2 separate regions of the Homo sapiens genome follow, and region 2 is linked to region 1. Evidence: chromatin loops called from intact Hi-C (ENCODE). Cell type or tissue: CD4-positive, alpha-beta T cell. All regions are shown on one strand. Links, peaks and the distances in the headings refer to the core of each region. The heading gives the core; the rest is flanking DNA. Region 1 has its middle 340 kb from the start of GRM7-AS1. Region 2 overlaps LMCD1-AS1 (LMCD1 antisense RNA 1).

Region 1 (2,917 bases), core at 272-2,771:
TCTCAGAGCCACCGGATAAATGTATCATCTGGCAGAATCCACACAGCAGCGGTACCATTAGGCTAGAAGTTCTGGCAAGTTTTGCCTGCCTGGCTACCAGTGTGTAGGGGTCTCCTACCTTGCCACCCAGGAACTTCCTGGGACAACAGGAGCCTGTGGCTGCCAGCTGAGTTCAGGCCAAAGTAGGACAGCTGGGCTGGAAGCTGGCACCAATCTTTTCTGGTAAGGGAATGGGGTGGAGCAATCCTGTTGTTCCCAGGCACTATGATTACAGACTCTAGTGAGGCTGTGTTGCCAGTGCTGGTCTACTCTGGGGCCCAAGGCTTGTAGAGATTTCCTTGAACTTAAGAGTTGCCCTCACAGAATGTCCAGATGGCTCTCTACCCCAGTCTAGAAGGAAGGCTGCAGGAGGGATAGGGGGAATCTCTCATTCCCAGGAGAGGTTCCCAGACAGGTCCCTGTGGAGAGTTCATTCACTCACCCTTTCCTGCTTTTGAGAGGTACTCCCAGCTCTGCACTAAACTAATACAAGCTGGTTTCCAGCCTCACTCCTCTCTGCTCTCTCTGTTCCCCTGCTGCCTTGATGGAACCCGATGTAGTTTCTCAGATGACTGGCCTTGCAGGGCCAATGTTCGCCAGCCCTCTTGTTTCTTCTCTGTGAGAGTGGCATACATAACTGCTTCTAGTTCACCACCTTGGCCTAACCCCCACCTCATCTTTCTCCTTCCCAATTTTTTCTTTCTTTCTTTTTTTTTAATTTTTTTTTCTTTTATGAGATGAAGTCAGACTGTCACCCAGGCTGGGGTGCAGTGGTACAATCTCAGCTCACTGCAGCCTCTACCTCCTGGGTTCAAACGATTCTCCCACCTCAGTGTTCTTGAGTAGCTGGGAATACAGGTGTGCACCACCACACCCAGCTAATTTTTGTAGTTTTAGTAGAGACGGGGTTTTGCCATGTTTCCCAGGATGGTCTTGAACTTCTGAGCTCAAGAGATCTCCCGACCTCGGCCTCCCAAAGTACCGGGACTGCAGGTATGAGTCACTATGCCCAGCCCTTCCTTTCCAAACTTCATAGAAATGACCTATCCCTAGTAAGCTGTTTACAGATAGAAATAACAGCTCTCAGCATTATTAACAAATTATTTTAAGGTAAACTCCATGAAGGGAGAACAATTAGATGTAAAAATAAAAATGGGCTGTTTGTCTATTTCACCACTATTTTTCCATACTCTTTCTGAATAACTGATAAATTATCTTGCTGTGTTTGAGCATTAGACTTAGACATTTGTGATTAGAAAACCCCTCAACTAGTCATATATAACCAACCCTGAGTTCTGGCATTTTTCACAGGTTACTATTGGCACTTTCATTTTCTTGTGTAAATAAACCCAAGGCAATTAAATGACATCTCCCTCTATCAGCTTAAAACAGGATGAAAGGCATGATTCAATAACTTCCTCCCTATACCCAGGCTCCACACAATTTCCTGTTGCTATTTTGTGAAGAGACTTTGATGTGGTTTGGTTCTATGTTTCCACCCAAATCTCATCTCAAATTGTAATCCCCCACATGTTGAGGGAGGGACCTGGTGGGAGGTGATTAGATGATGGGGGTGGATTTGCCTCGTGCTGTTATCATGACAGTGAATGACTTCTCATGAGATCTGATAGTTTCAAAGTGTGGCACTTCCCCGCTTGCTTTCTCTCTCTCCTGCCACCATGTAAGAAGATGCTTGCTTCTCCTTTGCCTTCTGCCATGATTGTAAGTTTCAGGAAGTCCCTCTAGCCAAGCGGAACTGTGAGTCAATTAAATCTCTTTTCTTTATAAATGACCCAGTCTCAGGTCACTTATAGCAGTGTGAAAACAGACTAATACAGACTTCTTAAACAATCTATTTTTTGTCATTTGTTCACCCACCACCCCATGCATCTTCATAACAAGTACCCTGTTCTTAAATACCCACATATCACAAATTTACTGCTTAAACATTGTTTTCTTTCAAGTTCCATGTGATTTATTTCTACAAAAGTGATAGGATTTATGAATCTTTATTTTTTGAAATAAGTGCAATTTAAGAGAAAAATGAAAAGAAAACCACATTTTTTGAACCATCTGAGAATAAGCTACATGTGATGTTTCCTGGAATATGTTGAATATTTCAGCCTATATTCTCCATGAACATTCTCTTTGTTTATAGAATAATCATAGAATTACCATCAAAATCAAGAAATTAACATTACTACATTACTAACAGCCATTCAAGTTTTGCCAAATATCCCAGCAATGTCTTTTATAGCCAAAGGAATAAATAAGAGTCACATTTGGCCCACAGTTTCATATTATTTTAGGCTCTTTCAATTTGGAATAGTTCCTAGTCTTTCCTTGAAACTTTTTGAAGAGTGTAGGAGAGTTATTTTTTAAAGAAAGTCCTTCAAGTTTATCTGATGTTTATTTCATGATTGAATTCAGGCTATGCCTGTTTGGCAGGAATATCACACAAATGACTCCACATTCTTCTTGCATCTTATCAGGGAGTGCATGATTTCAATGTGACTCATCAATAATGATATTCACTCTAATCACTTAAGGTAGTGTTTGCCAGGTTTCTTTACTATAATGTTTTTTCCCTTGCGTATTTAATAAATACAATCATTCTTCAGCAACCTTGGGTGACTGGCTCCAGGACCACCTGTGAATACCAAAATCCACTGATACTCAATTCCCTAACATAAAATAGTGGAGTGTTTGCTCATAAGAAGCTTGTCCAACCGGTGGCCCAGGATGGCTTTGAATGCATCCCAACAAAAATTCATACACTTTCTTAAAACATTGAATTTGTTTGCAATTTTTTGAAATTTTTTAGCTCATCAGTTATCATTAGTGTTAATATATTTTATGTGTGGCCCAAGACAATTAT
Region 2 (2,917 bases), core at 286-2,785, 480 kb before region 1:
GACATAATAAATGTTCCAGAACTGGTTGTTGATTGAATGAGTGCATGAACCAATGGCAGCAAAATGAGTAAATTTGAAATGGCTTAACGTTAAAAATATCTTTGTCTCTGACTTGATGCCTTATAAAATATAGATCAAACTAACTTAAAAGTGTCAACCATGTTTACATGAAAGAAAACAAAAGTATGAAAAACTTGATATGGCATTACAAGGACAGTTTTCTCTGCAGTACTAGTGAGGAGAAATGATATGTCTTAAGTGCAGAGAAAGCAGAACATTTTCATCTGGGACAAAAGAAATGAAAACAGCTTGATTGACAGCCTAGTAACATTAATAAACTTCGAAGGTAGAGAGCTGCTCTTACTTTAAACATCCCAGAGCAATTCTATCAGAAGAATAAATACTCTGTATTCCAAATTCAAACACTTTCAGTTGCCTTTGGTTGAGGCAATTGTATTCTAACAGCAACATGGCAGCTTTAACAAGGTATTTACATTTCTATGTAAAATCTCAATATTCCCTAACTCTGATTCTATCCCCTCTTTCCTTTGAGGGTGCTTTATTTGACACAGTGTGGTATTGGATCCTGTAGGTACCCATATCCCCTGGCCTCTTTACCATTTGAGTGCACTCTGGCCTGACTACCAATTGCCATTTCTACATCTCCATCCAGGGTTCTCTCTTGACTGCTGGAGCAAGATGCCTGGTGGGCTGGGAGGGCCAGATAACGAACACCTTTGTGAGCTTTCCTCAACCAATGATGGACTGGAATTGGTGGATAGAGCCTCCAGAGGGCTCTTGTTCACCTCCAATCGGGATGACTTGGAGACGTGATCTAACACTGACTTCCAAAGATTCATCAGAATTAAGCTCCAGTTTCCCATCGTTCCAACTTGCTCAATCACACACCAAATGGTTTTCTTCCGTTCTCTGCTTTACCTCCCCCTCACTTTCCCGTATCTTCTGAGATTACTCCCAAATAAACTACTTACATTTCAATCATTCCAATCTTGTCTCAGGGACTGCTTCTTGGGGAATCCAAAGTACAGCAGTTGTTTTCAAGGAAGAAAAGTTATTTTCAGCCCTTAGACTGGGTTAATCAAATGTCCTCAAATCACGAAGGCAAGTGTCCCAGTGAGGACAGGGAAACACACAGGCATAGGTTGGGTGGGTAGCCTGGAGATGCGTGAGGATATGCTGCCCCTGAGGCCTCAGCAATGGCTTTTATGGTGGGTTTGATGCCAGCCAGTGAGGGGAGATCCCTGGACAGCAGCAGGACCTCAACCCTAGGGAATGTTCAGGCTCTTGACACCATTGGAAGAATTTAAGGATGAGTCAGAGAGTAGCGAGAATATAAGAGCTTTTATTGCAAAGCAAAAGTACGCACTCAAGAGAAGAGTGCCCCACAGGGTATGAACTTTCCTTTATTATGGGTTTTCTTTAATTAGAGGGTGGTATTCATTAGATTCTATAGAAGGGACGGGGATTTCCCTGAAATGAAGTGTCATGCATTGTTATACCAAACCTGGGCATATTCAGAACTGTCATGGTGCCCATGGGTGTGTGATTTAGCATGCTAATGACCGTATAATTATGTTCTAGGTGAAAACTGGGTCAAATCTAGTGCCATGTTGGGTTTGGATTTGGCCTGTTTTAACCAGCTTTTGCCCACATCCTGTTTGTCAGGGACTTATCAGCCCCTTGCTGCTACAGCTGCAGTTGGTTTTAACAGTTCCTTCCTCACCAGTCATGTGAGTCTTTTTTTTTTTTTTTTTTGAGACAGAGTCTTGCTCTGTCACCCAGGCTGGAGTGCAGTGTCACAGTCTTGGCTCACTGCAACCTCTGCCTCCTTGGGTGTTCAAGCAATTTTCTTGCCTCAGCCCCCTAAGTAGCTGGGATTACAGGTGCCCGCCACCATGCCCAGATAGTTTTTGTATTTTTAGTAGAGGTGAGGTGGGGTTACACCATGTTGGCCAGGCTGATCATGAACTCCTGACCTCAAGTGACCCGCCCGCCTCGGCCTCCCAAAGTGCTGGGATTACAGGCATGAGCTACCACGCCCAGCCTCATGTGAGTCTTTAATGGCTGCCTTGCCTTAGTTGTTCCCTCATGACTGTCCTGTGACCACCCTGTTATTCCTTTCTCAGGTTGAGATGGGAAAAGCACTGATGTTCTCTAAAGCATGAGAACTGGGAGCAACTGCAGTCAATGGACACCCCTGGATGGATGTTCCAGGGAGGAAAGTCCATGCCAGAGAGGAATGTGGTCCACGATATCTCAAAGCTGGCTGTGAACCCAGGCATGCCAGCTCTGGAGATCTGGCTTTGACCCAGGGATGGGCACAATTTCTCTGAAAGGGTTAGATAATAAATGTTTTAGAACTTGCAGGCTGTATTAGAGTTTTCTAGAGGTACAGGACTAATAGGATAGATGTATATATGAAAGGGAGTTTATTAAGGAGTATTGATTCACACGATCACAAGGTGAAGTCCCATAACAGGCCGCCTGCAAGCTGGGGAACAAGAAAGCCAGTCCCAAAACCTCAAGAGCAGGGAAGCCGACAGTGGTATAGTTCAGTCTGTGGTCAAAGGACCAAGAGTCCAAAAGCTAAAGAACTTAGAGTCCAATGTTTGAGGGCAGGAAGCATCCAGCATGGGAGAAAGATGTAGGCTGGAAGACTCAGCCAGTCTATTTCTTCCATGTTCTTCTGCCTGCTTTTATTCTGGCCCAGCTGCCAGCTGATTAGATTGTGCCCACCTAGATTGAGGGTGGATCTGCCTCTCCCAGTCCACTGACTCAAATGTTAATCTCCTGTGGCAACACCCTCACAGACACACCCAGGAACAATACTTTGCATCCTTTAATCCAATCAAGTTGATCACAGGCCATAAAGTTTCCCTTACAACTACTCAACTCT

Evidence for each region. Peaks named below come from ENCODE experiments on the same cell type or tissue, not always from the same donor. Only the 100,000 strongest peaks of a DNase experiment are listed, where the experiment ranks them.
Region 2: it touches region 1 in a loop (2.6-fold over the local background); 2 of 110 quality-filtered maps call a loop at or near these places.

What each region holds. Positions count from the first base shown.
Region 1 is chr3:7,875,638-7,878,554 of GRCh38, reverse strand. No RefSeq gene overlaps it. Among named protein-coding and RNA genes, the nearest start is that of GRM7-AS1, 340 kb to the right of the region's middle. In CD4-positive, alpha-beta T cell, for the core only: no CTCF peak of the experiment used is centred there; a DNase peak (open chromatin) is centred at 1,554; H3K27ac peaks cover 370 bases.
Region 2 is chr3:8,356,130-8,359,046 of GRCh38, reverse strand. All of the region lies in intron 3 of LMCD1-AS1 (LMCD1 antisense RNA 1), which reads left to right. Among named protein-coding and RNA genes, the nearest start is that of LMCD1-AS1, 140 kb to the left of the region's middle. In CD4-positive, alpha-beta T cell, for the core only: no CTCF peak of the experiment used is centred there; a DNase peak (open chromatin) is centred at 1,656; H3K27ac peaks cover 1,946 bases.